Linked DNA regions of Homo sapiens: region 2 is linked to region 1. Evidence: chromatin contacts called from ENCODE Hi-C or POLR2A ChIA-PET data. All regions are on one chromosome and are shown on one strand. The core of a region is the stretch at or near the end of the contact, and the rest is flanking DNA. Distances in the headings are between cores, read along the strand shown. Region 1 holds the start of LINC00400 (long intergenic non-protein coding RNA 400). Region 2 overlaps LINC00400 (long intergenic non-protein coding RNA 400).

Evidence for each region. A loop is a pair of places that touch in the nucleus more often than their neighbours do. ChIA-PET counts read pairs that join two places held with the same protein, here RNA polymerase II (POLR2A).
Region 2: a map of transverse colon shows a loop between it and region 1 (9-fold over the local background). The contact joins the enhancer-like site here to the promoter of LINC00400 in region 1. A Hi-C loop is called at or near these places in 1 of 168 maps with a recorded cell type or tissue (transverse colon) and 1 of 37 single-sample maps with no recorded cell type. POLR2A ChIA-PET finds 5 or more read pairs at or near these places in 2 of 52 experiments (H1 and IMR-90).

Annotation. Positions count from the first base shown.
Region 1 is chr13:43,111,536-43,114,604 of GRCh38, forward strand. It overlaps LINC00400 (long intergenic non-protein coding RNA 400), which reads left to right and starts at 1,630. Exons shown (of 3, transcript NR_047013.1): 1 at 1,630-1,748. It overlaps DNAJC15 (DnaJ heat shock protein family (Hsp40) member C15), which reads left to right. Exons shown (of 6, transcript NM_013238.3): 6 at 1-2,678.
Region 2 is chr13:43,152,327-43,155,470 of GRCh38, forward strand. All of the region lies in intron 1 of LINC00400 (long intergenic non-protein coding RNA 400), which reads left to right. Among named protein-coding and RNA genes, the nearest start is that of LINC00400, 41 kb to the left of the region's middle. RefSeq lists an enhancer at 1,386-1,909. Within about 2 kb of position 1,530, at least 3 of the 41 ENCODE cell types and tissues checked have a DNase peak (open chromatin) inside an H3K27ac peak, as active enhancers do.

The DNA of each region.
Region 1 (3,069 bases), core at 380-2,879:
GCTTAATATGGTTTAATACCATTTGTGGGAGAAGATGAATCAGCCAGGCTCTTTACGTCAAGAATATGAAGTTTCTCTTGAGTCAACCAACTTAAGATGAGCTACGGAGACTGCAGTGAAAAGTTAAATATCCAAGTACACCAGCCAATTTCACACAGTGGAACCATGCTGTCCTCGGGCACCCTGCACCTCGCCCAACAGTCATCAACTAGATGGAGGCTCCTGGCTGCAAGGAGGATTTGATGGGAATGAGTAAATGTGTCAGCATAGTCCGTCCCTTCTAATGGAAAAGCAACCCAAAGAGCAAATCCTATTAATGGCTGGATCAGTATCATCTACTTGTCAAAAACATTCCATGAATTATGAGTCAAAATTTTATTTATGGTGGCATTACACACATTAAGAGATGAGGACTTCTGTTAGCATAATTTATTAGCTGGAAAAGTTGAGAAGGTTCTCTGGACTCATTTTTATAGGTGGAACCTAAGTGATCTGGATAATTGCCCACCAGCAAAATTGCTGGGCATGGTGGACAAAGAAAATGTTCCTTCTAATGATTTTTTATGAGCTGAGTAGCTATTGTTCCCAGCTGAGTGCTCTTTTCCTCTTTTTATTGTTGCTGAGCAAAAGAATTTATAAAAAGCTCTTTCTTTTGTATTAAAAACCCTGCTCAATTGAAATGCAAGTTCATTAAGTAATCTTCATTTCTCTTCCTGCCATAATAACCCTTTCCCTCTCTGTTCGATTCAACAGTATCTAGCAGCACTGCTCCAAATTTTAAGTCTGAACAGACTATATTACATAGATGTAGAGAAATACTCAATCTTCAGCATTAAGAGGGAGCTTAATTTCACACGGGTGGAATATGATCACTCAGGCTAGATGTTGGCCATAAATTTCAAATTAGTATCTCAACTTAGCAGGGGGGATCAACAGTGGCAAACTTCAATTATGACAGGATAAAAATCACATAGAGATATTGGTTCAATATGGACATCTAAACTATAATGCTAAAAGCCAATAATTAGAATAAGTTCATTTTAAGAAAAGCATTAATAATATTAGCTAACGTTTAGTACCTGTGCCAAACATTCTACCTATGTTACCTTGATTTTCATAGCCAGCCTAAGAGGTACTATTATGTATCCCCATTTTACAGGTTAAGAAACAGGCTCAGAGGAGTTTAGGATCTTTTCCAAGATTACATAGCCAGTAAGTGGTGGCACTAGGAACCAAATTCAGACTCTGAATCGCATGCTGTTTATATTATATTGCACTCATTCTAAATATGTGGGAATCAGAATGAAGGGGCTTGTATGACTTTTGGCTCATTTTTTGATGCATGTGACCTGGGATTATAAATGTGAAATTAGGTTTACGAAAGGATCCAGTGTCATTGTGCATCATGGGCAAGGAGTACCTAATCTCTTTAATTCTTCCCTGGAAGCTTACGATGTCCATCCAAGTGCACATAGCAAAAGTTCTGTTGTAAAGTTTAGCAGAGTGACTTTCTTTGACTCAGAGTGATGACGGAGGAAGCTTTGATAAGATTTTATCTGAAATGTTCATGGACAAGAGCTTTCAAGGAGAACATCCAGAGCAAGGTTCTGAAGACAGCTCATGAAGGTGAAGCAGCAGACCTGGCACAAGAAATGAAGAGAGAGCTCAGTGTATTAAAGATGAAAACAAGAAAACCGAATATATTGAAAGGAGCAGAGAGGCAATGAAAACAAGACAACTGAAATGAGGTAACTTGCAGCAATTGAAAGGGAATTTCAGTACTTTTATAGAATTCTTAAAAATTGTTTCCTGCTGTTTATTTTCAATTTTGAACAGGGTTATTTGTCCATGCCATACTTTTTTTGCCAAATTCCAAAATTGTGTATAGTTCTATAGTTGTCTGGTGGAGTCAATGGAACTTTAGTTACCAGTCTAAGAATGTGTCTTTGAGATTGTCCAGTTAATTCTCTATTTCCAGTAGCTGTAATAAATGGTGAAAAGGTTTCTGACTCCTGGAGAAAGTTTCTAACTCCTTATGACTAATATTCATAACAGACTTGTGAGTTCCTTGAACATGGATACACCTATATGCAAGAGTGTATTCCAAAGCTAACTCAGTGATCTTTCCATTTATCTATTCTTGGATTAGTGGTGCCTTTGCTCTTTCCTTCTGTAAATGTGAATAGTTAAGAGTTGACTGCAGAAGTGTTTACACTTTGGCTTCCATGCCTCTGGAATGTTTGTGCTTTGGTGGTGAGATGTGAGACTATATTTGTATAGTCTGCATCTCTCAGGCTGCCCCAGAATGTTGTACAGTGCAGTGCTGAAGAAAGCAGCAGGTACACACAGAAATGCAGCCTTTCCTGGTTAACCCTGCTTGGATCTGAGTTACACTTTGTTTCCTGACTTCTTGGGACTTAGGTAATCAGTTTGCCTTCTACTCTATCTCATTTTGTACTCGCTTACATACTACATTCTTGTTTGGGCTTTCGTTTCTTCTTGTAAGCAGAGATTTTTTAAAATCCAATATGTGAAAATACGGATGCACTACAATTAAATAAATAAAATGCTGTTGTGTTTGTTTTGCTTTAAAATTGTAAAGGATAAACAATAAGATAGTTTTATCTATGTGGTTTTCCCGATGCAGTTAAAATAAAACCTAATCTGCTAAAATTGAATTTACACTCAATTTTTCTGTTGTATAATTCTTGAAGAACACCTCATGTGTTGTACAACTTCATCTACATTGTGAACTCTTTTATTTATTGAAAGTCTATCTTAGTCTTTCACTTTTTCTACACTTCCCTTTACTTCCTCATGAGATGCTCAGCCCAGTTGTCCCTCAGGACACAGTATCGATTGGTTCACTTTTAAAAGCAACTGTTAGAAACCCAAATCATAGACATGTGAATTTTCTCAGAAGCCATTATTGAAACTTGGATTTTTACCTCTCATACCAAAATAAAGAAGGGAAAAAATAGAAATCAGCCCAACAATACTTTTAAATTGATTTTTATATTTATGTTGTAATGCAAATACCAAAGAAAAGTGCCTAGTTCCTTGGTTTAT
Region 2 (3,144 bases), core at 280-2,779, 41 kb after region 1:
CAAAAATTCATACACATCTCTTACCAGATTGGCTTCTGGCTGGACCTCCTGCCCCCGGCCCAGGCCCCAGGCCATCAGACCTGCTTAGAAACTTGTCTGAAACTGAGCCATGGAGGTCGCCTGAGCTGGATGCACCATCTACCTCACCCAACTCAACAGAGAGAAGTTCCTGCAAGAGAATTGTGAGGTTTTAGTGGACAGGTGAATGTAGAGCAGGAGAAATAATCAGGAGTAGCATCAAGATTGGAGACTGGGGAGGCAGGTGTTTGGTGAATCCATTAACCTAGAGAAAAGATTATTAAGGGAAGAGGAGGTATGTGGGAGAGACTAACTTAGAGTTAGATGTATTACACACACAGTAGGTGCAGAACGCCTGGCTCTACTGTGTCTGCTGTTTCAGGAGGTGCTTGGAAACATAGGTCTCCCTCTCAGAAAAGAGCTCCAGGCCAGCACATACACATGTGTATGTGTGTGTGTCCCCTTACAGAGCAGAATAACCCACATCAATAAGCAGTCAGTTCTAGACAGATTCAGATTCTGGGACATTAGTATTCCTGACTATTTCTATCCTCCTCAAAGCATCAGGCCATGGAGATGCCCCTGGAATCCCATCACAAGTGTATGTGAAGTAGAAGTAGACGTCACTGGAGTGTAGGTGAAATAGAAGCCATGAGGGTTGAATAAAATTGCTTAAGAAGAGCATTATATTGGTTTCCCAGGGCTACTATAACACATTACCATAAAGCAGGGTAGCATGAAACAACAGAAATTTATTCTCACACAGTTTCGGAGGCCAGAAATTTGAAATCAAGGTGTCAGCAGGGCTGTGCTCCCCCTGAAGTCCCTAAAGAAGGACCCTTCCTTGACTCTTCCTAGCTTCTGGTAGTTGCTGTCCATCCTTGCCATTCCTTGGCTTCCATCTGCACCACTCCTATCGCTACCTCCATAGCCACATGGCCTTCTTCCCTCTGTGCCTTCCTATCTCTGTGTGCCCTCTCCTCTTCTTACAAGCACATTGGTCACATTAGATCTAGGGCCCACTCTAATCCCATAGGACCTCATCTTAACTATTTATATCTGCAAGATCCTAGGTCCAACTGAGGTCACATTCTGAGGTTCTCAGTTGGATCTGAATTTGGGGTTGGGGAGTGCTATTTAACCCACTATAATGGTGAAGAGAGAAAAAGAGAAAGCTAAAGGCAGAATCATGAGACGCACGAACATTCTGGTCGTTAGTAGGGAAGTGTTAGCAAAGGAAAGAGAAAGAGAGAGAGAGAGACCACATTCCTAGCTGCTGAGAGGCCGGGTGGGGATGCAAGCAGGTAACTGTGTGTGACCATCAGAAAACACTGGTAACGGCAGTTGGGTGACTAACTAATATATTTCACCCAGGACTAGAGTGGCAGTCCAGGATGCAGAACTTTCGGTGCTAAAACCCAACAGTACCAAGCACACTGGAATGGTTGGACACTCTACCTGGGAACCAGCAGTTCTATTAGAACTGAATGTGGGGAGAACGCACGGCTGAAGCTTAATGGCTTGGGGAATGAGTAAGCCTTAAGAAATGTACTTGCCTGGGGCGTGATTCTGGTTGCGTTGTTTTTCTGACAATTCAACCACATTTGGAATTTTCTTACGTAGGATATGGGCTTGAGTTTTTAATTTAAAGTCTTCGGGTAAGGTCAGCTCAGTCCCTAACCACCGGACATCGTGGAACAACCAAGTTATTGGAGATTAAAGTGTCCTTCAACTGTCATGAATGCCACTCTGACCCTCCTTGTCTGGAGGGGACCTCCAGGGCATGCTATTTAAATGAACCCAATTTTGAAAGTTCACCTATCTCTACTGAATGTGATAGCTATCTTGCTCTGCCTTCAGAGCACTTATCTTCAAAGTATTCAGCGCCAGGCAAAAGCCTTGATTTTTCCTTGAAAAAGAAATTGTCAGGATGTCTGAATCCATCCAGACCTTTGCATGTGTGATTTCATTATTCATAGTCAGCATTCCTCTTCTGGCTTTTGATCTGTAGTTTACAGAATGTGTGCATAAGGAGGCTCTCTTTCCCATAAACTGATCTCTTTACCCTCTCAGCCCGGAATAACTTTCCATTTATTCTTTTGATAAAGCGTTGATGCCGTGAGCCAGCATACATTAAATTTATCATGATACAAACACAGCACTACACTCTTATCCAGCCCAGATCAGCAACCAGATCACTGCCAGTGCCCCTCAAGTGTCTCTGATGATGAACAGCAAAGGGGACCTGTGGAATTTCTCACGACCATCAAATCTGAAGAAGGAATTCTTCTGAGAGCAGTTTGCAAAGTCTATCACCAGTATCCTGACTCTATTATTAGCTTGCAAGGTAGTTAAAGATATCTTCTCAGCCTTGACTCACTAATAAGCACTTTTAAATATATATCAAAAAGCCCTCTTAATTAAAATGCTTCAACTGCTTTCTACCTCTCTTCTGATAAATGCCAATATCATTAACATGGCTGCTCAGAACCCTGCCTGCCTCTCCAGTCTTGCCTGGCCCCAGACTCCTCTTTCCCTTCTGCTACTTCCCCTAAGTTGAATATTTTTCATTCTTCTTTCACCTGCTTATCTCCTACTCATCCTTCTCTTGTCATGTCAATTATCACTTTCTTGAGGAAGCTTTTCCTAACCCACCCCATGTCCCATCCACCTACTTGCCCCTGATCCCCAGGATACGTTAGAGACCTTTGCTTTCACAGAACTGCTACCAAGTCAAGATAGGCTGACATGTGACCATAGCAAGCACCACCAAAACCTCAGGGTGGATGAATGAGGATCCACACTGCTTGAGACACTCAGCTTCCAAGGCCAAGTCCATGAACCTGCCCTCTCCTGGGAGCGCACGGTGTATACATGTATATAGATGTGTATTTATAACCCAATTATTGTAACAAATTATTTATTAGATATAGACATCCATATCTTATCTACATTTCAAGATAGAAGTACTTTGGAAATAGGAAGATACTGTGTCTGTTTCACCTTTGAGTCTCCCACTGTGCCTATAATCTGCACTGACAGACATGAGATGTTCCATAAAGGTCAATTAATTAATGAATGAAATCATGAGCAAATGATTTTTGAAATCATTTTTTCTTACATATT